4 separate regions of the Homo sapiens genome follow, and regions 1, 2 and 3 are each linked to region 4. A link is an interaction called in ENCODE POLR2A ChIA-PET data of the cell type or tissue named here. Cell type or tissue: OCI-LY7. All regions are shown on one strand. Each heading gives the region's core, and the rest is flanking DNA. Links, peaks and the distances in the headings are about the cores only. Region 1 overlaps LOC105370485 (a long non-coding RNA gene). Region 2 holds the start of LOC105370485 (a long non-coding RNA gene). Region 3 has its middle 9.9 kb from the start of ARF6. Region 4 overlaps LINC01599 (long intergenic non-protein coding RNA 1599).

Region 1 (7,497 bases), core at 472-5,471, 85 kb before region 4:
AAACCAATAAGTTTACTTTTTCTTTTCTTTTCTTTTCTTTTCTTTTTTTTTTTTTTTTAAAGAGATAGTATCTTACTGTGTTGCCCAGGCTGGAATGCAGTGGTGCAATCATAGCCCACTGTAACCTTGAACTTCTGGGCTCAAGCAATCCTCTCGCCTGGCTAATTTTTTTTCCTTTTTCTTTTTTTCGAGATGGTGTCTCCCTCTGTCACCCAGGCTGGAGCGCAGTGGAGCGATCTTGGTTCACTGCAATCTCCGCCTCCCTGGTTCAAGCGATTCTCCTGCCTCAGCCTCCTGAGTAGCTGGGATTACAGGTGTGCGCCACCACACCCACCTACTTTTTGTATTTTTAGTAGAGACTGGGTTTCACCATGTTGGCCAGGCTGGTCTTGAACTCCTGACCTCAGGTGATCTGCCTGCCTCAGCCTCCCAAAGTGCTGGGATTACAGGTGTGAGCCACAGCGCCTGGCCTCACCTGGCTAATTTTTTAAGTTTTTGGTAGAGATTGGTTCTCCCTATGTTGCCCAGGCTGTTCTTGAACTCCTGGCCTCAAGAGCTCCTGCTGCTTTGGCCCCTCAAGGCACTGGGATTATATAAATTTACTTTTTAAATATGTCATCTTGTGCTGTATTTGTGCTTTTCCCCTTGCAAACAAATAAACAAAAAAGTTCTAGTCAATACATAAATCTTTAGTGATCTGCTTAAACAAAGCTGTGGGAGCAAGAGGGTAGCAGATTCAGAGAGCAGTTTCCTAGCAAAAGTCTTTCTGCTGCTAACATCTTCCAGGTCAGCTTCCTAGGCCCCAGTGACTAAGACATTGGGACTTTATTCTTAACCTCCCTGGTCCAAGGCCTTTCACAGAGCTAGCTGACTTCTGTGTGCTGGATATTTTTCCATGAATCAGAAATGAAATATGCAACATTGTAGCCACAAAGCAATGAAAACAGCTCATTTGTCGTTTGTGTCCCTCCAAGCTTTGTTTTTTTCTGGGTCACACGTTATTAGTGAAGAGTCATAATGCTAATCCAGTTTGGATTTATTAACAGTTGAATAGACTATTGAGAAAAAACTTGTTAATCATCAGAAGCAAATTCATTGCAGAAGAATTACAGACAGAGTGGGACAAATGCCTTAAGCCAACTAATTTTCTGCCCCTTCAGGGAAAACTCTTGGATATTGGAATTAAGTGTCACAACTGGAAATGTAAGAATGTAATTGCTTTTATTGAATACTTACTATGTCCTTGATACTAAGGACAGTATTTGCCTACATTCTCTCTTAATTTCATCAACTCTGTGAAGTAGGTCCTAAACCCCGTTTTATAGGTGGTGAATGACGCAGACATTACCAGTTGCTACCCAATGTCCATTCTTTCCTTGTTCCTTACAGAGAGGCAACCCCAAGCAGTGACTGCTTCTAGCTCAAAGTTCAGGCTCTCTGGTGATTTCTGCGGCTGCTACTGCAGCTGTGGACAGCCATGTGATCTGATTCTGGCCAGTGAGACCTGAGTGGAAGTCTTCTGCAGATTTCTGGAAAAGTATTTCTTCTGGGATATGGGCACTGCCCCTTCTTCCTTGTTCCTTCCTTCTCCCTTTCTGGAATGTGGGTGTGAGGCTTGTGGCAGAGTAGCCATGCTGTGACCTTGAGGAAGCTATGAGGAGGAAATCCACATTCTGAGGGTGGAGGAGCAGGAAGGTGGAAGGAACCTGGGATATTGCTGACATTGTAAAGCCACTATTCCTCCCTGGAAGGCCTACCTTCAAGACTTGTTATGTGAAAGAAATAAGCCATTGTTTGGTTAACCTGGTGAGGCTGGGTTTCTGTTGCAGACAACTGAATGCAATCCCTAAGTGATACAGGGAAACTGAGCTGAAAGAGTTTAAGGGACTTGCTTGCATTTCCATATAAAGCGATGTCTCAAAGCTGGGTAAGACATGATTCCTACGCTTAAGGTGTTTACAGCCTAGTTTGGGAGTCCACTGCATAAAGAAACAATTATAATATAACATATTTAGTATAATGGTGGTGATTTGCATAGGGTATCATGGGTGCCTAGTAGAAAAAAAAAAGGAAACAAGACAAGAGCAGAATAAAAGTTAGCCAGGCAAAGAAGAGAGGTCAAAAAAAGAGATTATAGCTTGAAATAAAGGATGGAAGTGAGAAACAGCATGGCATACACAGAGGGCCACAAGCTGGTCTGAGTTGCTGGAGCATAAATTATAAAGTAGGCATTGGTGAGAAACACAGCTGGAGAGTTGTTTCATTTAATTATTGCTGAATAATAAGCCACTTCCAAAACTTAGTGGCTTAGAACTATATTTTACCATTTCTCATAGTTCTGTAATCTGAGCTGAACTCAGCTGAGTGGTTCTTCTGTTCATGGAGTATCTGTTGGGGTTGGAATACCCAAGAAAACTTCTTCATTCCCATGTTTGATGCCTCCAGCTGGGATAACTGAAATAGCTGGCTGGCTGGCATCTCTCTCTCTCTGTCTCTTTTCATATAGCCTCTACATATGAATAGCTTGGGCTTCTTCATAGCATGGTGATCTCAGGGTAGTTGGACTTCTTACATGGTAGATGGCTCCAATTAAAAGGAAGAGGAAGTTACCAGTGCATTTAAGGTCTGGGCTCAGAGCTATCAGAACAGCACTTCCACTGCACTCTGTTGATCAAAGCAAGTCACAAAGCCTGCCCTGAGTCAAGGGAGAGGAAATGGCTTCTATTTCTCTAAAGGAGGAACAATATGCACACATAGGGAGAGATGAATCAACAGTGGCCATCTTTGGAGACTATCTACTGCAGATTTTATAAGGGCGCAGATGAAGGACGCTCTTTTCTGCTTCAGGTAGGTTGACATGAACACCAGACCTAGGGCATTTACCTTGCTTCATATGTCGAATCTGAAAGGAGAAGTCCTCTCAGGCTGCCCTGACTCATCAGAGTAAAACAGAGTAGTGTGATTAGGCAGAGGTAGGGCTGCGGTGTGGCTTCTCTGCTGAACCCCCTCCAGTTTTCATATGGCATGGACTGGACTCAGAGGCTCCCATATGTCATGAGAGATGGTTGAGATAAGAGTTAGAGAGGCTACCTGGGGCCCTCAGTGGTGAAGGGAAGGCAAGCCCATAGTAAAGAATGGGCGGACCTCTCAGGCCAGATGCTGGATGGGAGATTGGCAGAAACCCTTCAGAGCCAGGGCCAAGGGAAGCTGAGCTATGGCTGAGTCTACCTGGGGAGATCACTGAACCCTGGCAAAGCTGAGAGATCAGACAAGAAGTTCCCAGCCACCCTGCAGCAGAGATTAGTGAGGATCTAGAGAACATAGTAAGGACTCCAGTGCCTCATGGCGGACTCCAGTGCACTGGCGGACTCCGGTGCTGCCTTTTGTCTCCCATAAGGTGACAAAAGACAATACCCATCCTAATGAAGGAATTACCCTGCCAACATCTTGGAGCACAGCAAGAGGAAGATGCAATGCCTTGAGAGACTGGGAATGCACCTGAAGTGATGGCTGCTTTTACTCTCTTCATAGCATTTCGTGGACTGCAGGAAAATTTATGCAGCAAGAGAGGCTCATAAGGAAGAATAGATACATTATAATGAAATAAAGAAGCCATGTTACATACAATTACAAAGAAAGAATAGGAGTAATGACAAATTCAGGACTGCAGTTACCTCTATGGGAGAGGAGGGGGTGGGGGAGTCCACAGGGAGCTTCAACTGTCTTGCTAAGGCTTTATTTATAAAGTTAGGGAATGGGTACATGTGTGTTGTTATATTCTGTATGCCTTTTTGTGAGTTTTAAGTAGTTCATAATGTAACTTTTTAAAAGGCTACACTTCTGAATAGATCTGTGAGCCCCAATGCCAAGTTTAGGTCTTGAACAGATTGTATGGGAGTGGGGATATAGAAAGAAGCTTGAAACAGGACTCAGACCTACTTGTTAGAAAAATCAACCTGGCTGGACTTGAGGAGGACAAGATAGAGTCAAGGGAGGCAGTGAGGGGGCTGCCACACCAATGCAGTGAGAGGGGACAGTGGCCTGATCTCCCCAGAGGTGGTTGGGGTGGCTTAGAAAGTCAAATTGGTGGACTTAGTGATGAATAAAATGTGGGGTGGTGTGGGCAAGGTTTGTGGTTGACTGGACGGATGAGTCCCCTACCTCCAATTGACTAAGGTAAGAGAATACACCCAAGTGGAGGGTGTATTTTGGTGCAGACATGAAGAGGTCATTTAGGACAGGTTGGTTTGGAGGTATCTGTGGGACATGCTGGTAGAGATGCCTGGACGGAGGGTGGATGCATGGGTCTGAACTCCAGGGAAGAGATCTTGGAGACCCCAGCACTGATGCAAATTGAATTTCTAGAAGTGGGTGAGGTGCTCCAAGAGAGAGCAAGTAGGGGGCCAGAAATGAAGATTCAGGGAAGTCTGGGGCACAGCACCCCCTTGGCCTGAGCAAGGGGAGCCTACAGCCATTCCAGCTCTTCAGACACCCCTTTGCCATCCTCTCTGGAGCTCCAACTTTGGTAAGCAGAAGAACTACCACCCACCATCACTCCCTCTGGCCTGCCTCTGTGGGGAGCAATGCATTCCCTGGGCTCCTCCCTCCCTGCCCTTGTGCATTCTCTTCTCTATTTGCTGTCAAGGTTTGCCTGCCTGTGGGCTTGCTTTCCTTTCTCTCCAGAAACACTAAAAGGGGCAGAGAGACCGCCCACCATCCCCCACCACCCACCATAGGAGCATGAAACGATAGGAGCTGCTGAGGTGCAGCCTGGAGACCCCTTGGGTGCCTTGGCATCTGTCCGCTTCCTCAGCCGCTGGGTGCTCAGCCCCCTGCTAGCCCCAGGCCTTTCAGAGCTGATGGCCTTGTTCCGCTTGTTCTCCAGACACGGTTTAGGTAATGCACATTCTTGTGACCCTGCCACAGTGTCTTAGACTTGAACTTCTGAACACTGGGCTCTGTGGAAACCTCTCAGCCCTGAGTAGCTGGCACTTTATTGGTGTTTCTCTCCCCTCTTTTGAAGAAGGGATATAATGCTTTCCTTTTTGCAGGATGGGTTTTTTGCCAATAACAGGAACATGCAGAGGCTGCTCAGAGCAGTTTTGGTTGGTAGTGAAGTTGGAGGATGTGGAGGTGAGGGGGATTGCAGCCTGGCCAGCCCATTTGCATGGGTCCTCACCTCCTTTTTGGTGTTATTGTTGTTGTAATAAATGCAAGACAGCGTTAGTCTTTGTTGACAACTTGGGTATCCTCTATCCTCTCTTCCACCCAGACCCTGTCTCCTTGAACTGGAAATCTCTCTTTTTCTTAAAATTTGGATTCTCATGTGAAGTTTAGAATCTGAATTAGAGAGAGGCTGCTCTGAGCTCTAGGACAAAAAAAGGGGGAGGTTTCCTGCCCTAATTTGGAATTAAGGGAATTTGGGAAAAGCCAAAGCAACAATGTTGTTTCAGAAATATCAATCTCTCAAAGCATTTCTCCAGAATTGAAATATATTTCAATTATGGAATGAAAATGTATCCATGGGAATGATAGAGGGTTTGGTTTGCCTAAAAATAACTCTGTAGTCAAGGTTAATACAGCTATGTAATAAGTTAATCAAGAAAGGAAAGTTTTCATATAGAAAGCACTTTAAGGAATTACTCCAAACTGTCATAGCATCTACTCTGAGATTTTCCAGTTGCTTTCAGGGTGATTTACTTACCAGCACTTTGGAACTTACTAGTATAAACTGTAGCCTTCTGGTATAAAATTTATACCAAAAAGAACAGCTGTGTACAAAGAGGCAATCTGCATTCTCATGATGTACCATTCCACCTGATAACTGGGCTTTCATTGGTTCATTCCTCTGCCTCCAGCCCTTGAACATGAGCCAACTCAGATAGCAGGGCAGCCATTCCCTTCCCAGGACTCCTCTGGAAACCTGCTCACTGCTTTGTTTTGGTTGCCTTATCTTGAGCATCTGATGTTTCTTGATGTACCTTCTAGCTCTGATAACCACCCCTATGATGTCCCCATGGCCACCATGCTTACTCTGGGATTGCCCTTCTGGGATGGTAACCCTGCCCAAGGCCCTCCTTCTGTCCTTATTCTGAGCCAGGTGTTAATAGCCAGCCAATGGGATCAATAAGCTGGGGAAGGAGGGTGTTATGGGAGTCTGGGAGTTGCATTTTCTAGCTAACATATTTGCATTTTAGTAGGGGTCTCCTGGGGCAGGGAATGTTAATTTCAAGAGAATTCCAGGCACTGAAACAAGCTGGGGTGTGTGTGTGTGTGCGTGCACGCGTGTGTGTGTGGTGTGCGTGATGGAAGAGGAATAGAATAAGAAGGAGGCCAAGGAAGAGGAAGAGGAGGAGAAGGAAGAAGAGAAGGAGGATGACGAAGGGGAAAGGGAAGAGGAAGAAGATAGTGGCCACCATCTATCAATTCAGCAAAAAGAACATAGAGAACACCCATTGTTCCTTCCATTCAGAGATGACCACTGCTAATACCTTGTATATATCCTCCCAAGCACCTAGTGTCATAGATATAAATGAACTTCCTTATCTCTAGCAGTCAAATTGAGACAATTTTATAAACTTAAAAGAAAACTGCACACAATTTCTGTATGTACCATTTAGTAACACTTACATTCCTTGTTCCAGTAGCCCCACTTCTAGGAATCTATCCTAAGGAGAAATATAGATTAATAAAAACAACCTTAGCCATCATGTACTGAAGGTTGATTGTGTACCAAGGGTCTTACACACATTGGCTCATTTAATTCTTACACCAACTCTACCAAGCAGATAACATCATCTCTCACCTGAGACTGGAGAAGTTAAGGACCTTCTCCAGGGACCTTAGCAGGGACCTCTGCTAGCAGGTTAGTCTGGAACTGGAACTCTGTGCAGCAGGTACCCCAGGATAAGGTATCATCCATCTGGACCGTCTCAGAAGTGAGTGTACCCCCTTGTCCCAAGTTTCCTGTCCTCTACATATGCTCTAAAGGCCCTGGGGTATGGGGAGGAATGTGACTCAAAGTCTTGCCCTCACATCCAGTGCTGAGCAGCAGCAGGTACAGTGCCTGCTGGGCCTCCCATCTGCTTAATTTCCCCTTCCATGAAGCCTTCCATCATCTGTTAGACCAATCTTGTCTTTCTTTTATTTGTATTTATTTATTTAGAGATGGAGTCTCACTCTATCACCCAGGCTGGAGGGCAGTGGTCCAATCTCAGCTCACTGCAACCTCCACCTCCCGGGTTCAAGCGATTCTTTTGCCTCAGCCTCCAGAGTAGCTGGGATTACAGGTGTGCACCACCACTCCCTGCTAATTTTTGTATTTTTAGTAGGGACAAGGTTTCACCATGTTGGCCAAGCTGGTCTCAAACCCCTGTCCTCAAGTGATCCGTGGCCTCCCAAAGATTCCAGGCATGAGCCACCGTGCCCGGCCCAATCTCGTTTCTCTTTTCCATGTGCTTGCGCAGTGCTTCAGGGCTGCCTCAGTCTAGCACAGAA
Region 2 (7,497 bases), core at 2,344-7,343, 91 kb before region 4:
GACACCATCCCTTTGAAAATACTGAAATAGAAACTGCTTCTGCTGTTTATTTTATTTGTGCCAGAAAGAAAAAAAAAATGGAAAGGACCTATACATTTTTCTGTGGTTCATAGGACCTGGAGCAACAAAGGGCAGCATTGAAACTGACAGCATTGACATGTAATTTGTCCTGCTGCCTGTTGGAACGTTCTTTTTCAGATGCTGGAGGAGCATGACAGAGGAGAGGTGGAGGTAGGCGAGAGTAATATAATTTCTCCAGGAGAACATCTGAGAGGGGAAGTTGCTTTCCTGCCCTGGCCCTTTCACCCTCCTGAGTTTGGGGGCTGTGGTGGGGCAGGGATTGACCAACAGCCATTCCTAGGGGATGGATGCCTTTGCATTCCAGAGGGCAGCTGGCTGAAGGGAGTGCTGAGTCTGTGGGAGCCATAGCCCGCCCCACCCTTTAGGCAGATTAGTTAATTATTGAAAAGTGCCTCAGAAGCACAAAGGTCTGGAGAGACTCCATGAGCTATTGCTCAGGCCCGTGTGGGAGCTGGCATTTCTGAGGAGACACTGAGACTCTTCTAGGAGGCTGTGGAACAAGAAATAGTTCCTTCCCATTGTGGTGCAGTCCTTTCAGGTTTGGTGTAGAGAGACAGTTCCAGAGAATTCTTATACAGTGCATATAACTTCTCAAGAGAGAAGTTAAATTTATTTGTCTTAGGATTTGTGAAGTATTTAGATAAATGAACCACATCAGATATTTTCCGTTGTTTTAATTTTTTGTGTGTGTGGTTTTAATGTTTTAAGGACATTCAGGTCTTTTTTTTTTTTTTTTTTTAAACGGAGTCTTCCTCTGTCACCCAGGCTGGAGTGCAGTGGCACAATCTCAGCTCACTGCAACCTCTGCCTTCTGGATTCAAGCAATTCTCCTGCTTCAGCTTTCAGCTTCCCGAGTAGCTGGGACTACAGGTGCGCGCCACCACGCTGAGCTAATTTTTGTGTTTTTAGTAGAGACGCGGTTTCACCATGTTGGCCAGGATGGACTTGATCTCGTTATCTGCTCACCTCGGCCTCCCAAAGTGCTGGGATTACAGGTGTAAGCCACCACACCCGGCCCATTCAGGTCATTTATGCATAAACGATCACATGACATGTTCTGTTCTCTGACTTACTTTTTTCTTTTACTTAACAACATTCCCTGTAGCTCTTTCTGTGTTAGTGCATATAGGCATCCCCCATTTTAACTGTTGCATTCCTTCTAGATGTATCATAGTTTCTTTACCCACTATTTTAGCAAAGGATCACATAGGTGGTTTTCCATTTTTCACCATTACAAACAATGCTGCAACAAATGTTCTTATACACAAATGGGTGTGTGTATGTATGAGTGTTTCTGAAGGATATTATTTCTAGAAGTGGAATTTCTGGATCAAAGGGCATGCACATTTAAAATTTTTGTAAATAATATTGAGTTTCTCCCCCAAAATTCTGTTCTGATTTTTATAGCCACCATTATACTCATCAGCGTTGGACATAATCATTTTGTTAAAACTGCCAGCGTCATGTGCAGAAAAAACAGTGTCATTTTAAATTGCATTTCCTGGATTTACCAGTTAGATTGTTCATTTTATCATATGCCTATTGACCATTTCAATTTTTGGAACTTTTAGAAATAAAAATACAGAAAAGGTGTATAGGCTGGTTGCAGTGGCCTACTGACCATTTCAATTTTTGGAACTTTTAAAAATAAAAATAGAGAAAAGGTGTATAGGCTGGTTGCAGTGGCCTACTGACCATTTCAATTTTGGGAACTTTTAAAAATAAAAATACAGAAAAGGTGTATAGGCCGGGTGCAGTGGCTCACGCCTGTAGTCCCAGCACTTTGGGAGGCCAAGGCGGGTGGATTGCCTGAGGTCAGGAGTTTGAGAACAGTCTGGCCAACAGGGCGAAACCCTGTCTCTACTGAAAATACAAAAATTAGCTGGGCATGGTGGCAGGTGCCTGTAATCCCGACTGCTCGGGAAGCAGAGGCAGGAGAAACGCTGGAACCCGGGAGGCGGAGGTTGCAGTGAGCTGAGATCTCGCCACTGCACTCCAGTCTCGGCGACAGAGCGAGACTCCATCTCAAAAAAAAAAAAAAAAAAAGAAAAGAAAAAGGAAAGGTGTATACATTAAAGGTGTACTGATCAATGCATTAAGACAAAGTGAACTCTTCCTTGTAATCATGTCCCAAGTCAATAAATAAAATATTATAAGACCTTCTCCCCAAAAGAAGACTCTCCCCTGAAAAAGATCGACCTCCTCCAAAGTAATTCCTACCCCAACATCTAAGTGCTGTAGATTAGTCGTTCCTGTTTCCTACTGTCATATGAACAGACTCATACAAACATGCACTCTTCTGCGTCTAGCTTCCTTCATTCGCATTACGTTTATGAGTCTTTCACGTACTCGTGTGTAGCTGTAGTATGCTCATTTACATTGCTTATTGTATTGCATTATGTGAATATATCACAATTTATTGATTGATGGACATCTGGGTTACATCTGTTGCCAACTTTCAGTTATTAATGAATAATGTTGCTAAGAGCATTATCGTGCATGCTCTTTAGTATAGCTGTGCATCATCTCTGTTGGGTATATATCTAGGAACAAGATTCTGGGGTCATCAGCATTGTTCTGTTCAACTCCACCAATTGCATTTGTGAATTTCTTATGAATATTCTTTGCACACTTATTATCGGGTGGTTTGTGTTTTATTATTGACTTGTATCTGTCCTATTTACTCTGGATGTTAGTTCTGTTGTAAATATTCTCTCTTAGTCTGTATATAGGCCCTTTTATTTTACAAAGTTTAAAGTTTTTATGCAGTCAAATCTGTAATTCTTTTTCTTTATGGTTTCTGGTTTTATATCTTGCTTAGAAAGTCCTTCTCTATCTCAAGATTGTAAAATACTCTCTTATGTCTTGTCTCCTTTTTTTTTTTTTTTTTTTTTAGACAGGATCTCACTCTGTTTCCAGGCTGGAGTACAGGATATGATCATGGCTAACTGTAGCCTCAACCTCCTAAGCCCAAGCGATCCTCCCCTCTCAGCCTCTTTAGTAGGTGGGACTACAGGCATGCACCGCCATACCTGGCTAATTTTTTAATTTTTTGTAGGGACAGGGTCTTGCTATGATGCCCAGATGGTCTCGAACTCCTGTGCGCAAGCGATCCTCCCGCCTCAGCCTCCCAAAGTGCTGGGATTACAGGTGTGAGCCACTGCATGGGGCCACATTTCCATTTCCTTCTAATACTCATTTTGATTTTTTACTTTAGGCTTTTTAGTCAGTATGGAATTTATTTGTGAGGGTGAGAAATAGAGGCTAATTTATTATCTAAATTAGGGGATGAGTAAAATGATACCATTTGCTGCCTAAGTTTTAAAAATATTTATTTTATTTTATTTTTATTTTTGAGATGGACTCTGGCTCTGTCACCCAGGCTAGAGTGCAGTGGCGCGATCACGGCTCACTGCAACCTCCACCTCCCGGGTTCAAGCGATTCTCCTGCCTTAGCCTCCCAGATATCTGGGATTACAGGTGTGCACGACCGCGCCTGGCTAATTTTCATATTTTTAGTAGAGACAGGGTTTCCCCATGTTGGCCAGGCTGGTCTGGAACTCCTGACCTCAGGTAATCCACCCGCCTCGGCCTCCCAAAGTGCTGGGATTACAGATGTGAGCCACCACACCCGGCCTCAAATATTTATTTTTAACATCTCAAAATAAGTTCTAACATCAAAGAACTAAAAAACTATCAACAAAAAAATTTTTTTACCTCAGAATAGTCTCCTCTAAGTTAAGCCTGAGTTAGATTCTAAATAGGGCAAATGTTCTAAGTCAGCGGTTGCCACCCAAAATGCTATCTATGCATATAAATGGTCAGTGACTTATTTATTCACTTACTATGTATTTATGGAATTTAAAGTGCAGTTCCCTTGGACTTACGTGTCTAACGAGGAAGAAAGGCTTCATTCTGGGACCTTCAGGGTAGCCTGGCTTGCACACTGGATCTAGGTTCACGGGTCATGAAAACTACAGTGGCTTTCTTCCCTCCCAAGCCTCCAGCTACTCCCAATCTGAGCAAATGGCCCCCAGATGGATTCTATGTTCTGAGTCCGTCCCCAGGACAGAGGGAGGTCCAGTTTGAGCTTTATTACAAATCCTGTAGGTCGGCTTTAGATTATAGACATGGCTTCCTCAGGCAAGGCTGCCCACTTGAGGGAAACAATTTTGTTGGCTGGCTGGGTGGTTGGTGTAGGGCTCACATTTGGGAGTTCACTCCTTTCTCTCCCTTTGTCTGAAACGATCAGCACCTTGTTGTGCCTGTTCACTAGCAGTACTCGGCACACAATCGTTTGTTGTGCTGACTCTCCAGTTGCTCGCAATGTGAGGTGGATTTGTTCTACTTCTTCCTTGTGTATTCTTGGTGAAGGCCGATAATTTGCTACTTAGTTAACAGACATGTTATAGGGCTGGAGCCTGAGATAAGGTCAGGAGGAGAAACATCCCGCTTAGCTTGACAAAGAGCTTGGTTTAAGGCTGGAGAGCTGACTGTGCAATTGTCTGAGCTGCTTTTCTTGGAAATGGCTCTCTTGGCTGAGCTCCAGAAATATAATCAAAAGTGGCCTGAAATCACAAGTTTTGCTGCTTGCATTCTTAGTTTCACAATTTAAGGATTTGGCTGGTGCCTGTCCTGAAAGTGTGGAATTGTCTACTGTTTGCTACACATGACGTTGAGTGAGTGTGTGTCTATGTGTGTACACACACATGCATGTGCAGGACACAGGGATTGTCTGCGTGGGCATGTTTTACAGTCCAGCTGTTTGTACCTTCAGGGAGGCAGTGATTAAAGAGCAGTGTATGGCAGGTTTTCTTTGATTTCAAGAATCACATATTTGGTTTTGTAGTTAGTGTCTTTGGAGAAGAGTGATGGAGACTCTTGCATAGAAGTGCAACTGATTGCTTAGGTGCAGTGGTTTTGCCTTTCTTAAGAACTCCGCCTCAAAAATATGGAGATAATTTACTTAGAAGAAGGCAATGTGCCGCTTTTTGGAGAAGCAGGTGTACCTGACCTTGCCCTGGGGGAAGTGAAGACCTGAGTTTGAGGAAGTCAAGCTTGAGGCTGTCAGAAGCAGTTATTTATATCTGAGTGATGTGTATGAAAGCCAAAGCCTTTCATTCCACCACCGTCACGGAACTAGTTTAGAGAAGAGGAAGGGCGTGCATTTTGCCTTGTTAAATATCTACTGCACTAAGAACTTCTGGTGTGGTTCAGATTTCTGGTAATCTGTACCCAGGCTCTATTGTCTAAAAAGGAGTGCTTAGACACTCTTCTTTCAACCTACTTTGTGGATAAAACAGCTCACTTCCAGTTGATTGATAGACTGTCAACTGATTGTTGCTTCCTTTCACCAGATGCCCCTCGTGTGGGCAGCCTCGTGTGTGTGTGGTGGTGGGGGTTGTGGTAGGGACCTTGCAATATCTCTAAGCTCAAAATAAGGACATTGGACTCTAAAAACTACCAAAAACCATACATCGGAAACTCTTGGGTTCATCATGATAATAAATGAAGTCTCACATAACTAGCTTTCATTTTTATGCCTCTTGAGTTCTCAGGTTTCCCCACCCCCCCCCACCAGGCTCTTTTGATTATGGGAAATGAGTGTGTTTTGGGACAAACATGTCAGGATTATGAGGGAGAAACTTGGCAGGGGAGCAAACTGTGCAATATGCTTGACAAGACTTGAGAAACAATACATCTCAGATTTTTTCAGATAGTTCTCAATTTCTGGTTCAGAAATATGGCCCAGAAGCTACAGAAAGGGAAGCACCACTGCAGCTCCACGGAGGGTCACTGCCTCTTAGACTTCACTAAGGAGCCAACAGGGGCCATTTATGCCCAGAAAGCTGAGGTGTCTGCAGGAGGGGAACTTACTCCTGCTTCCACCAGGAGTACATGGAAATTGAAAAGAGAGAATTTATGTTTTTTTGCCTTAAATGAGAAAAACAGAAGGTAGATCTCCCAAGGCAGAACATCTGTAATGATAGAGCAGTAAGGAATATGAGGAGGGAAACATGAGCATGTTTGCATAAACATTTAGATTTTTCTGGGCTTGCCCAATCCCAGTCTTTTGGAGTCTGTCTTTTATGAGGGCAACCGTGGTTTAAGAGTGAGCAAATGTTAGTTCATGTAATTAAAACCCGTTGAATTGAACAGGAAACATTCACGGGAAATCTGCAGGTGTCTGCAAGCAAGAGTGACGCTAGAAGGATCTTAGTATGCCAGCTCCCTCTTCCTCAAGGGTAGTGTCCCTGGAATGAAGCCACCAGCAACAGGAGAGGAAACAGATGGGGTTGTAGAAAGTAGGAGCAGCAAAAGCTTCTGAACTTAGTAATAAGCTGCTTGCCCCGGGGTGAGTATAAAAGGCATCTGGGGTATTTGCTTTTTTGTTTATTGGAGGAAGAAAGGTGTCTCGCAACATTTCTCTCTCTCCCCTTCCTCTCTCTCTCAAATTTATTCAGGATATGAAATTTCTAAGGCTACTGCCATCTTAGGGTTTGAATCTCTTTTCAGCTTCATTCACACATATTAAAGAGAGACAGTTCCAGTATGACTTAAGAAAGAAAAGCCAGGCTGATTTCCAAGATGCAGTGTTGTGCCACGGATGAGTTTTCTTCCTGGAGTGAGCTATTTGAGTTTCATTTTTCTTACCACCTTTTAGCCTCTTCATTCCAAGGCCTGGACACTTCAGGCAGAGAAGCCCTCATCCTGGGTGTCGGGGTGGGAGGTGTTCTCATCATGAATGGGAGGCGTACCCAGATCCAGCTCTGCCTTTTTTTAACCAAACCAGAGTGTAAACAAATGGCTGTGTGACTCACCATAATCGACATAGCAAGATATGATACATGCCAGGAGAGAAAAAGAAAGTGCTGATGGAAAAATAATCTCATTAGGGAGATTTGTTTGTGGTGATTTATTTTATTTTATGTTATTTTATTTTTTTGAGATGGAGTATCCCTCTGTCATCCAGGCTGGAGTGCAGTGGCGCGATTTCCACCTCCAAGATTCAAGTGATTCTCCAGCCTCTGCCTCCCAAGTAGCTGGGATTCTTGGAGCCCACCAACACACCTGGCCAAGTTTTGTATTTTCAGTAGAGATGAGGGTCTCATGATGTTGGCCAGGCTGGTCTCAAACTCCTGACCTCAAGTGATCTGCCTGCCTTGACCTCCCTAAGTGCTGGGATTACAGGAGTGAGCCACCACGCCTGGTCTGTGGTGACATTTGAAATGAATCTGAAAAATGAGTAGAACATTAACAGATGGAAAAGACCGTCACTGTATTATTACAGTATTAATGCTCAGTAATATCTGTATCTAACAATACCATGGAGCTTTTGTGGGGCCTGGTCTTAGAATATGCTTTTGCTGGCAGGTGCACCTCGATTATCCTTTGGAGACCACCTTACTCTTTGTT
Region 3 (7,497 bases), core at 1,403-6,402, 180 kb before region 4:
TTAGCCTCCCAAATAGCTGGGATCACAAACCTGTACCACCACACCTGGCTTTTTTCTTTTTCTCTTTTTTTTTTTTTTTTTGAGACAGAGTCTCACTCTGTCGCCCAGGCTGGAGTGCAGTGGCATGATCTCGGCTCACTGCAACCTCTGCCTCCTGGGTTCATGTGATTCTCCCGCCGCAGCCTCTGGAGTAGCTACGACTACAGGTGCACACCACCATGCCCAGCTAATTTTTTGTATTTTTTGTAGAGATGGGGTTTCACCATGTTGGCCAGGCTGGTCTTGAACTCCTGACCTCAGGTGATCTGCAGCGCCTCAGCCTCCCAAAGTGCTGCGATTACAGGTGTGACTCACCCCACCCGGCCACTGCACCCAGCTGGATCTTACTTAAACTTCTGTTTTAGCTGGCCTCCTCTAACACCAGCAAGGAAAGAGGAGCACTACCTTGTTACTGCCAGATGGGGGCAGATGTCCAGGTTCCTCATTTGGCCTCTGTTGACAACCTAGGAGTGGCTCCTTGTTACTACAAGGTGAGGGTGGGAGTACTCGCTCCCCACTAGGCCTCCAGTGATAGCTCCCTGGCTGGAAAGCGTAAGAGTACATTATGCTCCCCATGGGGTTTTCACTGACTCTATACCACAAGGGAGGCTGGTATTGGGGGTGAGGGAGTAAAAGAAAAAAACCTGTTTTCCAGCGGGGCGCAGTGGCTCACGCCTGTAATACTAGCACTTTGGGAGGCCAAGGTGGGTGGATCACCTGAGGTCGGGAGTTTGAGACCAGCCTGGCCAACGTGGCGAAACCTCCGTCTCTACAAAAAATACAAAAAATTAGCCGGGTGTGGTGGCAGTCGCCTATAATCCCAGCTACTAGGCAGGGTGAGGCAGGAGACTCGCTTGAACCTGGGGGGCGGCGGAGGTTGCAGTAAGCCTAGGTGGCACCACTTCACTCCAGCCTGGGCAAAAGAGTGAAACTCTGTCTCAAAAAAAAAAAAAAAAGAAGAAGAAAAAAACTGTTTTCCTGTACACTCATGAAACTTCTGACACCAAATGTGTGGAGTTTTCCCTCACAGTAAGCAATTCTCCAGCTCTCTAGATCCCAGTCGGGTGTACTACAATTATGACAGTAACTACCCAGAATTAGCACAGACCACACAGGTTAAGGGTTCAGTCTCACAAGACTATCCCAGTTCAGAAGTCAGTCTCAAATTCCAAGTTGTGACTTGTACTTCTGACCCACTGGCTATAAATCAGGGGCTCCCATGACTCCCTCCTGGGGCTTGATAATTTGCTGGATGGCTCGAGGAACTCAGGAAAGCACTTTACTTGCAATTACCCGTTTATTATAAAGAATACAATTCAGGAAGAGCCAAATGAAAGAGATGGATTGGGGCCAGGCACAGTGGCTCACGTTTGTAATTCCAGCACTTTGAGAAGTGGTAGTAGGTGGATTGCTTGAGTCCAGGAGTTTGAGACCAGCCTGGGCAACACAGTGAGACTGTCTCAAAAAAAAAAAACAAAAACAAAAACAAAGAAAGAGATACATTGGGCAAGGTATAGGAATGGATGGGCTGTATGAGGGTTCCAGGCCCTTGCTAGAGGTGCCACCCTTCTAGCACCTCAGTGTGTTCACCAACCCAGAACCTCTCCAAACCTTGTCGGTTAGGGATTTTATGGAGGTTCTATTATGTAGGCATGATTAATTAAGTCAGTGGCCATTGGTGACTAAGATCCTCTCCCTTCCCTGGAGTTCAAGGTGTGGGACTGAACATTCTATCCAGGGTTGGTTCCTCTGGCAACTAACCCCTATCCTCTAAGAGTTACCTCATTAGCATAAATTCAGGAATGGTTAAACGGGCTTATTACTGTTAACTTAAAAAAAATCACAAGATTTATAAATTTAGAAGTGGAGACTTTATTTCTTGTAAAGTGTTACAGCCTGCAAGGTGGCCATCCCAGAGGCTGGGAAACGCAGCCTCCAGTAGAGACCTGGAAACAGGCATTTCAAAGGAGGAGGGGCTGGGGTAGGAGCTTTATGCTGAAGGAGTTGGCTAAACATACATATTTAACAGGCTAGAGGAGGAGCTATGAATATTCATGAAGGTGGTCCTGGTGCATGCATGTTGAATAAACATGCATGTTACTTATGAACTATGTTCACCTTGGGGTGGAGACTCAACATTTAAATGTATTACGGTTAGGCCCTATTCATCAGAGGTCTTTTCAGGACACAAAAGGACTTTTAAGCACGCAGTCTACGTAAACTGGCTAGACCCAGTCCTTGGTCAGTGGTCTTCTTATCAGGAGAAAGTTACTGAAATCAATCTCTTGTCCAATCAGAGCTGTAGTTATGGCTTATGGAACAAAGTCAGTTGGTCAGCATGTGGTGGTTGTAAGCTGCAACTGCTTCAACATTGTTTATCTCAAGGCCAGTGCTTATTTAGCTGCTAGAGAAAAAGAAAAACCTTGTGGTGGTTAGGACATAGGTTATTCTTTAAGTGTAGGAGTGCATGGCTTAACACTTGCCTGGCATGGCCTTAGATCCTGTTTATAATTTGTATCTTATTATCATAAAGATAATCTGTTCTGTCAGTCTTTTTTTTTTTTTTTTTTTTTTTGAGATGGAGCTTCGCTCTTTTGCCCAGGCTGGAGTGCAATGGCGCGATCTTGGCTCACCACAACCTCCGCCTCCCAGGTTCAAGTCATTCTCTTGCCTCAGCCTCTTGTGTAGCTGGGATTACAGGCATGTGCCACCACACGTGGCTAATTTTGTATTTTTAGTAGAGACGGGGTTTCTCCATATTGGTCAGGCTGGTCTCGAACTCCCGACCTCAGGTGATCTGCCCGCCTCGGCCTCCCAAAGTGTTGGGATTACAGCCGTGAGCTACTGTGCCCTTCTGTCAGTCTTTTTGAGACAGGGTCTTGCTCTGTTACCCAGGCTGGAGTGCCAGGGCACAATCATGGCTCACTGCAGCCTCGAACTCCAGGCTCAAGTGATCCTCCACCTCACCCTTCCAAGTAGTTGGTACCACGGGTGTGCACCACCATGACCAGCTAATTTTATTTTATTTTACTTTTGTAGATGCGGAGGGTGGGAGGGTGGTCTCCCTGTGGTGTTCAAGTGAAACCCCATTGCAAAATTGGAACTGACGCAGGGAAAGAGATCTGAACCTAACCAACTCCAACTTGCTTCTAATCTCCTATCTGTCCTTGTTCATTCCTGGGCATAGGCCAAAGTAACTTTGGGAGGCACTTAGTTTTTAGTTTATGGTTTAAAGCAAAGATGATAACAGCCCTTTCCCAAAACAAACCCCTTTCTTGCCTGGAGACTAGGCTGCCTTTGTGGGACTAACAAACTAGCCAAAAGATTAAAAATTATGGTTTAGGAGTCATGCAGCTGGAGGCGATAAGATTCTGACCCTTCCCAAATTGCTCCTGGGGCTAACATCACTATTGTAAAGATTCAGATCAGTGCTTGAGATATTTTGCAAACTCTGAACTTGATGGATCAACTGGCACCACCCAGACTGATACATTGACTCATGTGATCTTGTTGCCCCCACCCAGGAACTGACTCAGCGCAAGAGGAAAGCTTCAACTCCCTTCCATTTCGTCTCCTACTTGACCAATCAGCACTCTTGACTCACTGGCTGCCCCCTCACCCACCAAGTTGTCCTTAAAAACTCCGATCCTGGGCTCGGTGGGGTGGCTCACGTCTGTAATCCCAGCACTTTGGGAGGCAGAGGCGGGCGGATCAATTTGAGACCAGCCTGGCCAACATGGCAAAAACCCATCTCTACTAAAAATACAAAAATTAGTCTGGCGTGATGGCACGCCTGTAATCCCAGTTACTCGAGAGGCTGAGGCAGGAGAATCGCTTGCCTCCCTTGCTGGGAGGCTGAGGTTGCAGTGAGATTGCACCACTGCACTCCAGCCTGGGCAACAGAGTGAGACTACCTCTCAAAAAAAACGAAAAACAAAACAACAAAAATCCTACTCTGATCCCTGAATGCTCCGGGAGACTGATTCGAATAACAATAAAACTCTGGTCTCCAGCACAGCTGGCTCTGCATGAATAACTTTCTCTATTGCCATTCCCCTGTCTTGATAAATCGGCTCTGCCTAAACAGTGGGCAAGGTGAACCCATTGGGCAGTTACACAGGCTGGTCTCTAACTCCTGGACTCAAGCAATCCTTCGCCTCGGGCTCTCAAAGTATTGGGATTACAGACATGAGGCTCTGTGCCCAACCTGTTTTGTCAATCTTATGATCTCTATTTTAACATCAATGATGGTCAGTTGTGTCTAAACTGCAACAGGGAGGGGGTACAAAGAGGCATGTCTGACCTCCTATCTCGTTATAGCTGGGAACTCAGTTTTTAAGGTTTCTTTGGGGTCCTCTTGGCCAAGAGGTGGTTCATTCAGTCAGTTGCAGGGCTTAGGATTTCATTTTTAGTTAACGTGATGAATAACAAAAGATGTGCCCCTCACATCTATCAGTCAGGAAATTCCAAGGGTCTCAGAAGTTTTGTGCAAGAAACTGGGACCAAAAATCAAATATAGATCTCTTATTAATATATCACAATATCAGAAGGAAGCAGTGGTGGGAGAGGGAACTGGACTCCTTATAGTGAAAATCCTGACTTTCCAGTAGGCCTCCTCTGATCCACCCCAGCAGGGCAGGGTACGATGCCTCCTACTGCCAAAGGGAAGTAGAAATCCAGGTTCCCCAAGTGATCTCCATTGACACCAAGAATTTAGGTGGGGCTCATTATCACCTGGTGGGGATGGACAACCCTGTTCCCTACTCAACTTGGTGAGGGGACAAGAGATTGGGGCACCTCATTAAGAGCCTGGCAAGTGCGGATGCCTAGGCTCTAAGAAAAGAAAGACAGCTACGAACAGTCTGAGCTCTGTGAGGTATGTAAAACTTATCAGGCCCAGAGACATGAGTATGGGCCTTCAGGCACCTCCCCACTCATGTCTGGGGGCATTTTTTTTTTTGAGTGTCGCTCAGGCTGGAGAGCAGTGGCACAATATCTGTTCACTGCAGCCTCAACTTCCTGGGCTCAAGCAGTCCTCCCACTTTAGCCTCCTGAGGAGCTGGGACTACAGGCATGCGCCACCACACCCAGCTAAATTTTTGTATTTTGTAAAGATGGGGTTTCACCATGTTGCCCAAGTCTCGAACTCCTGAGCTCAACTGAGCCACCACTCCAGGCTGGCGGCAATTGCTCCTGACTAGTATTTTGTTCCGGACTAGCTGCCTCACCCATTGTCTTCATGTTCCTGGAACTTGTGATACAACGAACAATGTATAGCCAATCAATAGCTTCAGTTATTTTAATGTAAATTCTTGGTAAACAATCTAGGAACTGCCTATTTCCTTCAGAAACACACTTGTGGCCGGGCACGGTGGCTCATGCCTGTAATCCCAGCGCTTTGGGAGGCCGAGGTAGGTGGATCGCTGGAGATCCGGAGTTTGAGACCAGTCTGGCCAACATAGTGAAACTCCATCTCAACTAAAAATACAAAAAAAAGTAGCCAGGTGTGGTGGCGCATGCCTGTAGTCTCAGCTACTCGGCAGGCTGAGGCAGGAGGCAGAGGTTGCAGTGGGCCGAGATCCAGCCACTGCACTCCAGCCTGAGCGACAGAGTGAGACTCCGTCTCAGGAAAAAAAAAAAAAAAAAAGAAAAGAAAGAAAGAAAGAGAAACACATTTGTAATGACTGCTAATTAGAGTATATTCAGAGCAACTTGGATCTACACTCCTCGTTTGCAGTCCTCAGACTTGGCCCAAGTACACTCTCTACTTATATTAAGATTGCCTCAGTTTTTTTCCCTTTAGGTTGATAGCTCTCCACCTGGCCTTTATTACCATTGGTGGAAGTGGGGCTACAGATTTTTCTTTGGTGTTTGGCTGACATGGTTATTTTCTAAAAGTTTTCTGCCTTTCTAGGCTTTCTTCTGGTCCTTTGGCTGTCTGTCTTCCTGCACTTTCCTCATCATTTGGCTAAAGAGAGAAGGCTTCTCTTGGAGCTTCTTTCATATTTCAAGGTTTCAACTTCTTAAGTTCCAGGTTTGGAAGATATAAGGACAAAAAAGCAGCAAGAAACTTACCACTAAGTCATTCCTTGGGTTTCCAGGTCGCTAGCCAGCCTGCCTCCTTCTCGCCAGCTGTCAAAGTCTTCTTATGCTTCTTGTATTTGTAATGCCTCGGGTTTTTAGTTGTACTTAGAAAAAGAATTGGAAAAAGTATGCCTACTCTATCTCCCTGGAAGTGAATTCTATTGTATTAATTTTATGCTTACCTTTTGTTTAGGGCAAATGATACTGGCTGAAAAACTCCAGTGACTCTGATTTTTTTTTTCTATTCCCACATTAAGACAACTATTGTTATGGTATGAGGAATACATTAAATTATTCTAAGAGCTCTATAAAGCAATTCAAGCACAGGTCAAAAGGCCAGGTCAGGCTGGGAGTGGTGGCTCACACTTGTAATCCCCCTGTAATCCTAGCAATTTGGGAGGCCAAGGTGGGTGGATTGCTTGAGCTCAGGAGTTCCAGACCAGCCTGGGCAACATGGTGAAACCCCGTCTCTGCAAAAAACACAAAGATTAGCCAGATGTGGCAGCTCACTTCTGTACTCCAAGCTACTTGGGAGGCTAAAGTGGGAGGACCTCTTCAGCTTTTGAGCCTGGGAAGCAGAGGCTGCAGTGAGCCGACTGTGCCACTGCACTCCAGCCGGGATGACACAGCCAGACACTGTCTCAAAAAAAAAAAAAAAAAAATCCAGGACTTCAGTGCTCTTTATAAACTGAATTAGATTTATCAATAGCCCACCCTACCCCTTTAATTCTAATGGTGGTCATATACATATAATTCTCTTGAAGCATTAACATCTATGACTTTGATGCATTTACTTTAAAATTTTGTTTTGCTTGCACATTGCTTTTTCTTGACATGTTTTGTAAAACTATTGCCTTTGTTTATATGTAACAGAAGCCAATTAGAGCCTGCTTTAGCAAAAAGAAAAGTAATGTGGCCGGGCACGGTGGCCCATGCCTGTAATCCTAGCACTTCGGGAGGCAGAGGTGGGTAGATCACCTGAGGGCAGGAATTCAAGACCAACCTGGCCAATATGACAAAAACCCATCTCTACTGAAAATACAAAAATTAGCCGGGCGTGGTGGCACGCGTCTATAGTCCCAGCTATTCGGGAGGCTGAGGCACAAGAATCTCTTGAACCACGAGAATCGCTTGAACCACAAGAATCGCTTGAACCACGGGAGGCGGAAGTTGCAGTGGAGCCAAGATCGCTCCACTGCACTCCAATTGGGCCACAAAGTGAGACTGTCTCAAAAAACAAAACAAAACAAAAAAAAACCCCAAAACTAGGGTGTTTCATGAAACTCAGTGATTGGTACGCAGACAGACCCTAGTAAGGGCCTGGAGTGTCAGGAATAGTCTCTGCTTCATCTCTGCTTTCTCCACACATCTGCT
Region 4 (7,497 bases), core at 1,671-6,670:
TGCACAGCTGTGGGTCAGGGGAGGTGGGGGTCTCTGCTACTGAAGGTGCAGAGACTAGGAATTGGGAGGCCACCAGCCACAACAGGGGAATAACATGACTGGATTGTGTTGTAGAAAGATAATTTTTCAGGATCTGTTGGGAGACAGTTCTCCATGCGTCTCTAGCATTTGTGGGTGTCTTATGAGCAGGAGCACTCACTGCCTCTGTTCTGGAATCTCTTTCCAAAGGCATTTGAATAGCAAATAGCCTTGGAAGACAAGACTCTCCCTTTGGAGCAAAGTACAGGCATGCTTAGTGCCTAGTATAAGAAAGATAATGTCTTCTGCAGAAGAGGTCAGAGACTTATTGCCTATCATAAAAGATGCTGATTCTCTAAGCTCAGCATTCCTCCCCTCTAACACAACCCACTGTGTGTGCAGGTGCAACTGGGCCTTCTTTATGTTGACCTGTGGAAATTGGAGCCAAGGGAACCAGCATAAGAACATATACTTAATTTCCACTTTACAAGAACAGATATATATATATGTAATTATTCCCATGTATCAAGGGAAAATTGTACCTTTACAATGAAAAGATCTGGCAGACACCACCTTAACAAGGTGATCAAACTTAACACACCAATAACTGACATCATGTGTCTCTTAATGTGATACACTGAAAAGAATCCAGTGTTATCTCTGTTAAAAATATACAGCATGACTCTAATCATGAGGAAAAAGCAAATCCAAATTGAAGGATACAAAAAATGCTAATATGATGAAATATAAAAAAGGACAGGAAAACAATTCTAGGTTACGGGGGCTAAACAGATAAGACAACTAAATGCAATTTGTTATCCATGATTGGCTCTTGAATTGAAAAGGGAAAAAAAACTATCATAATATCTTATATCCATAAACAAATTCCACTTGGCAAAATTGAATGTGGATATATATTAATATTAGATATTATTATATCATTGTTAATATTTCTTTTCTTTTTTTTTCCTTTTTTTTTTAGACAGAGTTTCAATCTTATTGACCAGGCTGGAGTGCAGTGGCGTGATCTTGGCTCACTGCAACCTCTGCCTTCTGGTTTCAAGCGATTCTCCTGCCTCAGCCTCCCAAGTAGCTGGGATTAGAGGTGCCTGCCACCACGCCTGACTAATTTTTTGTATTTTTAGTACAGATGGGGTTTCATGTTGGCCAGGCTGGTCTTGAACTCCTGACCTCGTGATCCACCTGCCTTGGCCTCCCAAAGTGCTGGGATTATAGGCATGAGCCACAGCGCCCAGCCCTGTTAAATTTCTTGAATGTGATCACGGTATTGTGACTGTGGGGAAAATGTTCGCATTCTTAGGCAATACATGCAGAAATATGTAGGGGAGAAGTGTCATGGCATCAGCAACTTATTTTCAAATGGTTCAGAAAAAACACACATACATGAATATATAGGGAAAAAGAGAACATAACTGTCACTAAATGCTAATAACTGGTGAATCTAGGTGAAGGGTATGTAGGTATTCACTGAATTATTCTGTCAACTTCTTTGTAGTTGGATTTTTTTAAAACAAAAAGTTGGAGAACATGGAAAAGAATCCTGGTGGCCTGTGAAGGATGGATGGGGGCAGGGGGTGGACCTGGTTTGGGGACAGCTGTACTGGGAGCTCTGTCCCCTCAGGAAGTCTCTCTCCACCACTCATCATGGCTTCTCCCTGCAGCATGTCCCCTCGCTGCTGCAGGCAGGCTTTGCCAGGCTGCAGATGCATGGCCACAGGCCCCTCTGGATTCCCAGCCTTCCAGCAAGCATCTAGAGAGAAAAGAGCCTGCTGCAGCTAGAAAAACCCTGGGATCTAATGAGCTCAGCTTGGGTCATGTGCTCCTCCCAACTCCCACTCCTACCCCTGCCAACCACCCATTGGGTCAGACCCATGCACTCCAGGCACTGAGGGGAGAGCTAGGAGGGAGAATCAATCAGACTCGGGAGGGAGAGGGCAGAGCAGCAGAGGGTTAAGGATGAGCCAATGGTTTCTAACTAGGGGGACTAGGGAAGGCAGCCTTAACTGAAAGAGAATACAAGACAAGCCAGTTTGGGTGTTCTGTTTTGAACTCGATAAATTCAGAAGCTTTGCGAGGATCTAGGGGGAGAATCTCACAGATTGCTGGGAATACAAATCTGTAGCTCAAAAACGCATTGGCAGTGCCTGCTGCTTGATGAAGGCATGGGTGTGCGGGCTTCATCTGGAGAATGCGGAAGATTCCATCATGCCTAGCAGGCTAGCACGGAGCCCCCTCTCCTTGTAACCAGGCTCGTTGGCGACAGAGATCCTGGCAAATTATGAGGAAGTAGAAGCTGGGAGCCATTCAAAGTCATCACATCCACGTTTCTCTTCAGGGACTCAGCCAGGGCCGCTCCTGCTGCTTGTTCCAAGGCACACTGGGAGTTGTTGGGCAAATATTTGCACAACATTTAGGCCCTAAACCTGCAATGGCCTGAGCCCCTCCATGACAGAGCCTCCTACCCGGGTGCAGGCAGCTCTCTCAGCTTCTCCATCAAACCTAGCTACAGCAAGGGCTGTTGAGCCACTCCAAGCTCAAGTCTGGTTTTCCAGAAAAGATGTCCTGCCAAGAAATGTGTTACTGAAGAGGGAAAGGGAAATATAACCAAAGGCCAGGGTACTGGCACCTTTCTCCTGTCCTCTCCTGAAAACAGGGACCTCTGCTTCCTTTTGCCTTCTTGTTCTGTGTTCAGGAAAAGTTGTGTCTGTGGTTAATCTCTCGAGATCCGGAGGGAGTTGGAAATGGGTTTGAATTCCAGTTTCCCCATCCCCATCACTTCCTTGGGAGTCAGTGAAAGTCACTGAGGTAACACAGCAGAGCGCTCGGCATATGAGAAGCGTGAGCCAAATGTGAGCTGTTCTCTCCCAGGAGCGTGTCTGAATGGGGCTGGAGATGGACGCCTCCTTTCCTCATTTCTCTCAGACCTCCTGGGGTGGTTTCCTGTCACAGAACAGAAGCAATTGCCTCAAATCAGATACCCAAGGATGCTGCAGGGAGAAGAGGCTGGAAGAGGGTGGCTGGGGTTTCACTTGTGTAAGCCACACACCTAAAATAAGCCCCCGCAGGAGACTCTGGGAATTTCCTGTAATTTTCACTGTAAATGTCCTATTTATAAAGCTGAGTCACTGCAAGCCGTTGTTTCACAACCACCCAGCATGTGGAGACAGGCCGGCACAGGAAACAAGGAGCATACCCCAAAACGCAGGCCTCACTCATGGCCTTTGGGGGTTCCCTGGGGCCAGCCTGGGCCTGGCCGTTCAGCCCCTGTAAACACCTCCACAAACTCAGGATTTGGGTCACTGGGCCAGGCTTACGCTCTCATCCCCCATTAGCCCTTTTTCTGGCTTCTTTGCTCCAAAATAGTCTTTTTTTTTTTTTTTTTTTTTTTTTTGGTTATACATTTACAGGAAAAGTCTGGCTTCTTCGAGAGTTGCTTACAGACAGTGCCAGGCCTGTCCCCTCTGGAGACCTGAAGGGTCTGGCCTTAAGTAGGATCCAGGGCAACTCTCTGCTTTCCCACATGAATAGACCTGCCTGGATGCCTCTGCTCATCACCACCTCTATAAAACAAACAGATTCTCCCAGGACAGATTCCATACGTTCAGGGCTCAGGGTGCCTGAACCCAGAATTCATTAAAAGCAGTGAAGGGGCAAAAACGGGAGCAGATGTCAGCAAAGCACAACTGCACTTAGCAAGTTCACCTTTCCATCCAGAGTTCCTTGCAGGAGGGGCCAGGAGGGAACACAAAACCCTCCTCACTTCCTGATTTTACAATCACTCAGCTAGCGGCTACAATCAGGGTCACTAATCACAGCTGTTGAACCAGGCCGCCACATCCTGCCACCAGCAGCCCCGGAAGACACTGTGCAGAGCAGGAGGCAACCCTATGCCACTGGTTCTCTGGTGTGCAGAGAAGTCTCCAAATCAAAGAAACCTTAATGCTTAGTGACAGCTTCTCGTTAAACAAGGTAAACAGTGGTCCAGTGAAAACATTCTCAATGTTGCTGAGAATGTTTCCCTCAACACACTTCTTTTTGGGAGCCAGCTCAGAGGCCCAGCTCTGTGTGCCTTGTGGGTTCAGCTCTGATTTCTGGGAGCCCTGGGAATGTAGGAGGTTTGGACCCTGAGAAGTCCCTGGGCCGGCAGTGCTGTGTGTCAGTGTCAAGGCAGTGCAGTGGCATGGGGCAAGGCCTCTGTGAACTAGTCAGCGGGGAAGGGGCGGGAGGGCATTGCCAGGTGCCCAAGGCTATCTCCAGTGCCAGAGCTCCTCCCTCCCCGTCCCCACATTATGTGACCAAAGGTCTTTGGGTGTTGCTGCCGGATGGTGGGTCTTCTGGTCCAGCTGCTCTCTAACACCTGATGCCCTTTTATCACCCTCTGTCTCTCATACTTCCCAGGCCCCGGCCTGAGCCCCAACCCAGGCAAAGTCCCCTGAAGTCGCTATTCCTTTCCTTATTCTTTATTTTCATCGCCACATCTCTCTCTCTCTCTCTCACCCCCGTTACCAGAGAATTTAGGCTACCTTTTCTCCATCAGCATGGCCCGTGGCCCGACAGCAAATGTCTGAATGTGTGTGTGGTAGCTGGCACTCAGCTTCTCATGAGCTCCGTGATGTGAGCTCCATCTATGGAGGACACAGATGTTAGTGTCACAAAAACCCAGGCATTTTCAACTCCTGTCTAGTGAGTCACCCTTCCCCTAAGCCCCACCCCCACCTATCACAGAGATTAACTGGGGTTGGGGGAGGGTGCTTCTTACTGTAGCAGTAAAAAAACAAAGTAACCTGTCAATTTAGAAAAAACAGATTCAGGCCCAGTGCAGTGGCTCATGCCTGTAATCCCAGCACTGTGGGAAGCTGATATGGGCAGATTGCTTTGAACTCAGGAGTTCAAGACCAGCCTGGGCAACATGGCAAAACCCTACCTCTACAAAAAATTAGCCAGGCATCATGGCACATGTCTGTGGTCCCAGCTACTCCAAAGGCTGAGTGGGAGGATCAACTGAGCCCAGGAGGCAGAGGTTGCAGTGAACCAAAATCGTGCCACTGCATCCAGCCTAGGTGACAGAGACCCTGTCTCAAAAAAAGAAAAAGAAAAAACAGATTCAAACCAATTAGAACTCAGAAGGTTCAGCAAGTTCACCAGACACAAAATCTACCTGCAAAAATCAACAACATCTCTGTCCACCCACAATAACTGCTGAAAAATATTATTAAAAAGATACCATTTACAATAGCAGCAAGAATTACAAAATATATCTAGGTAATAGCCAAGAATACCCAAAACTTCTAAAAACATGTCTTAAATTCTAATAAGGAAACATAAAATGATCTGAATAAATAGAGTACATTCCACATTTTGGGTAGGATGACCTCATGTAAGATGACTTACTTTGGATGACATTTATAAAGACCTAGTTATATGAACAATGAACCTATAAATTTAATGCAATGCTAATCAAAATTCCAACTGGATTTCTTTTTGAGAAACTCAATGGAGAAATAATTAACTTTTACAAAGAAGAGTAGAGGGGAGACTTGCCCAATTACCTACACTACAAAATCAGAATAACAGTAGCAGTGCCAGCTCCGTGGCAGTCCAGTAGACTAGCAGAAAAGCATGGGTAGCTGGGCAACACACTCCGGTCCTTTAGGAACTACACAGAGAGAAAGTTAACCCAGCAAACACAGGTCCTCAGTGGGCTCAGCCACCAGTGGAGGTTTTGCTGGGATATTTTGCTACACTACTATCATTGCAACAAGTATACCTAAGGGATAACAAAACATGTGCCTCAAGGTCCCCGTGTGACTTAAAATGCACTACATCAAACTGGCTCTGTGGAAAGAACAGGACTTAACCGTTCAGCAGGCCTAACTCTCTGGAGCTGCCCCTGAAGTCCGCAGCAGCTACACGTCCTTCATGAGGCCAGATGTGCAAAGCCGGGCCCAGAAAGCTGAGGTAGGTCCCTGCACAAGGCCACAGGGCTTCCATCTCTCTCCACAGAAAACACATCGCAGAGCTCATGAGAAGCTAAGTGCCAGCTACCAGGAGTGCTGGAGGGTGAGCTGGAGGAGGTGGCCTTAGGTGGAGATGAAGGGACAGGAGTCCACAAAGCAGGCCCACTCTGAGTGTCCAGCAATGCTAGGTAAAATTCACAGGTGGAAATCCTAGGCCCCAGGGTGACGGTGTTTGGAGGTGGGGCTTTGGGAGGTGATTCGGTCTTGGGGACAGAGCCCTGAAGAGCCCTTTAATGGAGGGGATTAAAGCCCTTATGAAAGAAACCCCTTCTGCCACAAGAGGACTCTGGGAGAAGGCGCTCTCTATGAACCAGAAATCCAGCCCTCACCAGACACCAAATCTGCCAGCGCCTTGATCTCAGACCTCCCAGCCTCCAGAACTGTGGGAAATAAATGTCTATCCAGTCTGTGGATTCCTGTCCTAGCAACCCAAATGGACTAAGACAAGCATCTTTTACTTCAACTAATTCAAGCAGATGTTCAGCTCTCCTGAATTACTAAAAGCATACACATTTTTAAAAATAGAGCATACAAATCAAATCTCAAGCATTTTGTGTCCACTCTCTTTAGCTCCTTGTCGCTCGTCTCATGTTTCTGTAAAACCACATTCTTTCCTCTCATTTTCGGTGGGGTCTGTCTGGGTTGTGCTGTAGCAACAAAAAATTTCCAAATCACAGAGGCTTTACACATTGATCATTGATATTTGAGCACTGATCATTGCTGAAGCTGAGTAATGGGTACAACAGGTTTGATATTATATATATGCATATATATATTGTATTGTATATATACATATATATTTGAAATTTTCAATAATAAAAGGTTTTGTAAATCTCCATGGCTTAAACCCACAAAGGCTCGTTTCTTGCTCATCTTCCATGTCCCTCATGGATCAGCAAGGTCTCTACTCCACTTCATCCTCATCCAGAGACACAGGCTAGCCAGCCTCCACCCTCTAGATTATTACTCACTACCGTAGCACCAAAAAGGAACCACGGGGAGAGCATGTGATGGTTCTTCAGGCTTTTGCCTGAAAGCGAAACCCATGACTTCTGTTCACATTTCATCAGCAAAGCAAGCCACATAGCCACACCTAATTTTAGTGGCTCAAAGACAAATGGATCTACTATCTACTCAGTAGAAAGGGAACTGGAAATATCTGGTAAACAGCACTAATGATGACCACAGCCACGAAGAGATGTAAATCTAGAAATTCATTCAGAAAGAAGCCCTGATATGCCATAGAGTTGTTCCCAATGGGTTTCACCCCCAACCAAAACCAAACACTCAGTTTTCTCCATTTTAATAAAACATTCAAACTTATACTAAGACTGGGAGTTCCACAATGTCAGGGACAGTTTATATAACTTCTTTACTTTTCCAGTACCTAACAAACACAGCCCATTGAGAACTGTCCCTGACATTGTGAAACTCCAACCTT

Evidence for each region. ChIA-PET counts read pairs that join two places held together with the same protein. Peaks named below come from ENCODE experiments on the same cell type or tissue, not always from the same donor. Only the 100,000 strongest peaks of a DNase experiment are listed, where the experiment ranks them.
Region 1: POLR2A ChIA-PET joins it to region 4 with 13 read pairs; 16 of 35 experiments call an interaction of 5 or more read pairs at or near these places.
Region 2: POLR2A ChIA-PET joins it to region 4 with 20 read pairs; 16 of 35 experiments call an interaction of 5 or more read pairs at or near these places.
Region 3: POLR2A ChIA-PET joins it to region 4 with 17 read pairs; 22 of 35 experiments call an interaction of 5 or more read pairs at or near these places.

The regions. Positions count from the first base shown.
Region 1 is chr14:49,974,549-49,982,045 of GRCh38, forward strand. All of the region lies in intron 1 of LOC105370485 (a long non-coding RNA gene), which reads left to right. LINC01588 (long intergenic non-protein coding RNA 1588) reads right to left here. Exons shown (of 4, transcript NR_126498.1): 4 at 7,121-7,497. Among named protein-coding and RNA genes, the nearest start is that of MIR6076, 12 kb to the left of the region's middle. RefSeq lists a silencer at 1,263-1,557 and enhancers at 3,046-3,175, 3,196-3,245. In OCI-LY7, for the core only: no CTCF peak of the experiment used is centred there; DNase peaks (open chromatin) are centred at 2,203, 2,663, 3,193 and 5,133; H3K4me3 peaks cover 4,376 bases; H3K27ac peaks cover 4,678 bases.
Region 2 is chr14:49,966,191-49,973,687 of GRCh38, forward strand. LOC105370485 (a long non-coding RNA gene) reads left to right here and starts at 5,449. Exons shown (of 4, transcript XR_007064159.1): 1 at 5,449-6,436. MIR6076 (microRNA 6076) reads left to right here and starts at 209; the gene lies at 209-321. RefSeq lists a silencer at 4,421-4,715. In OCI-LY7, for the core only: no CTCF peak of the experiment used is centred there; DNase peaks (open chromatin) are centred at 4,431, 5,141, 5,871 and 6,261; H3K4me3 peaks cover 3,533 bases; H3K27ac peaks cover 4,984 bases.
Region 3 is chr14:49,879,445-49,886,941 of GRCh38, forward strand. No RefSeq gene overlaps it. Among named protein-coding and RNA genes, the nearest start is that of ARF6, 9.9 kb to the right of the region's middle. RefSeq lists a silencer at 526-585 and an enhancer at 3,247-3,830. In OCI-LY7, for the core only: no CTCF peak of the experiment used is centred there; no DNase peak of the experiment used is centred there; H3K27ac peaks cover 204 bases.
Region 4 is chr14:50,058,055-50,065,551 of GRCh38, forward strand. The region is part of intron 2 of LINC01599 (long intergenic non-protein coding RNA 1599); the gene reads right to left. Among named protein-coding and RNA genes, the nearest start is that of LINC01599, 43 kb to the right of the region's middle. RefSeq lists enhancers at 3,026-3,315, 3,516-3,695, 4,186-4,255, 4,726-4,935, 6,491-6,540 and 1 more. In OCI-LY7, for the core only: a CTCF peak has its summit at 4,655; DNase peaks (open chromatin) are centred at 3,147, 3,867, 4,297 and 4,707; H3K4me3 peaks cover 2,378 bases; H3K27ac peaks cover 2,771 bases.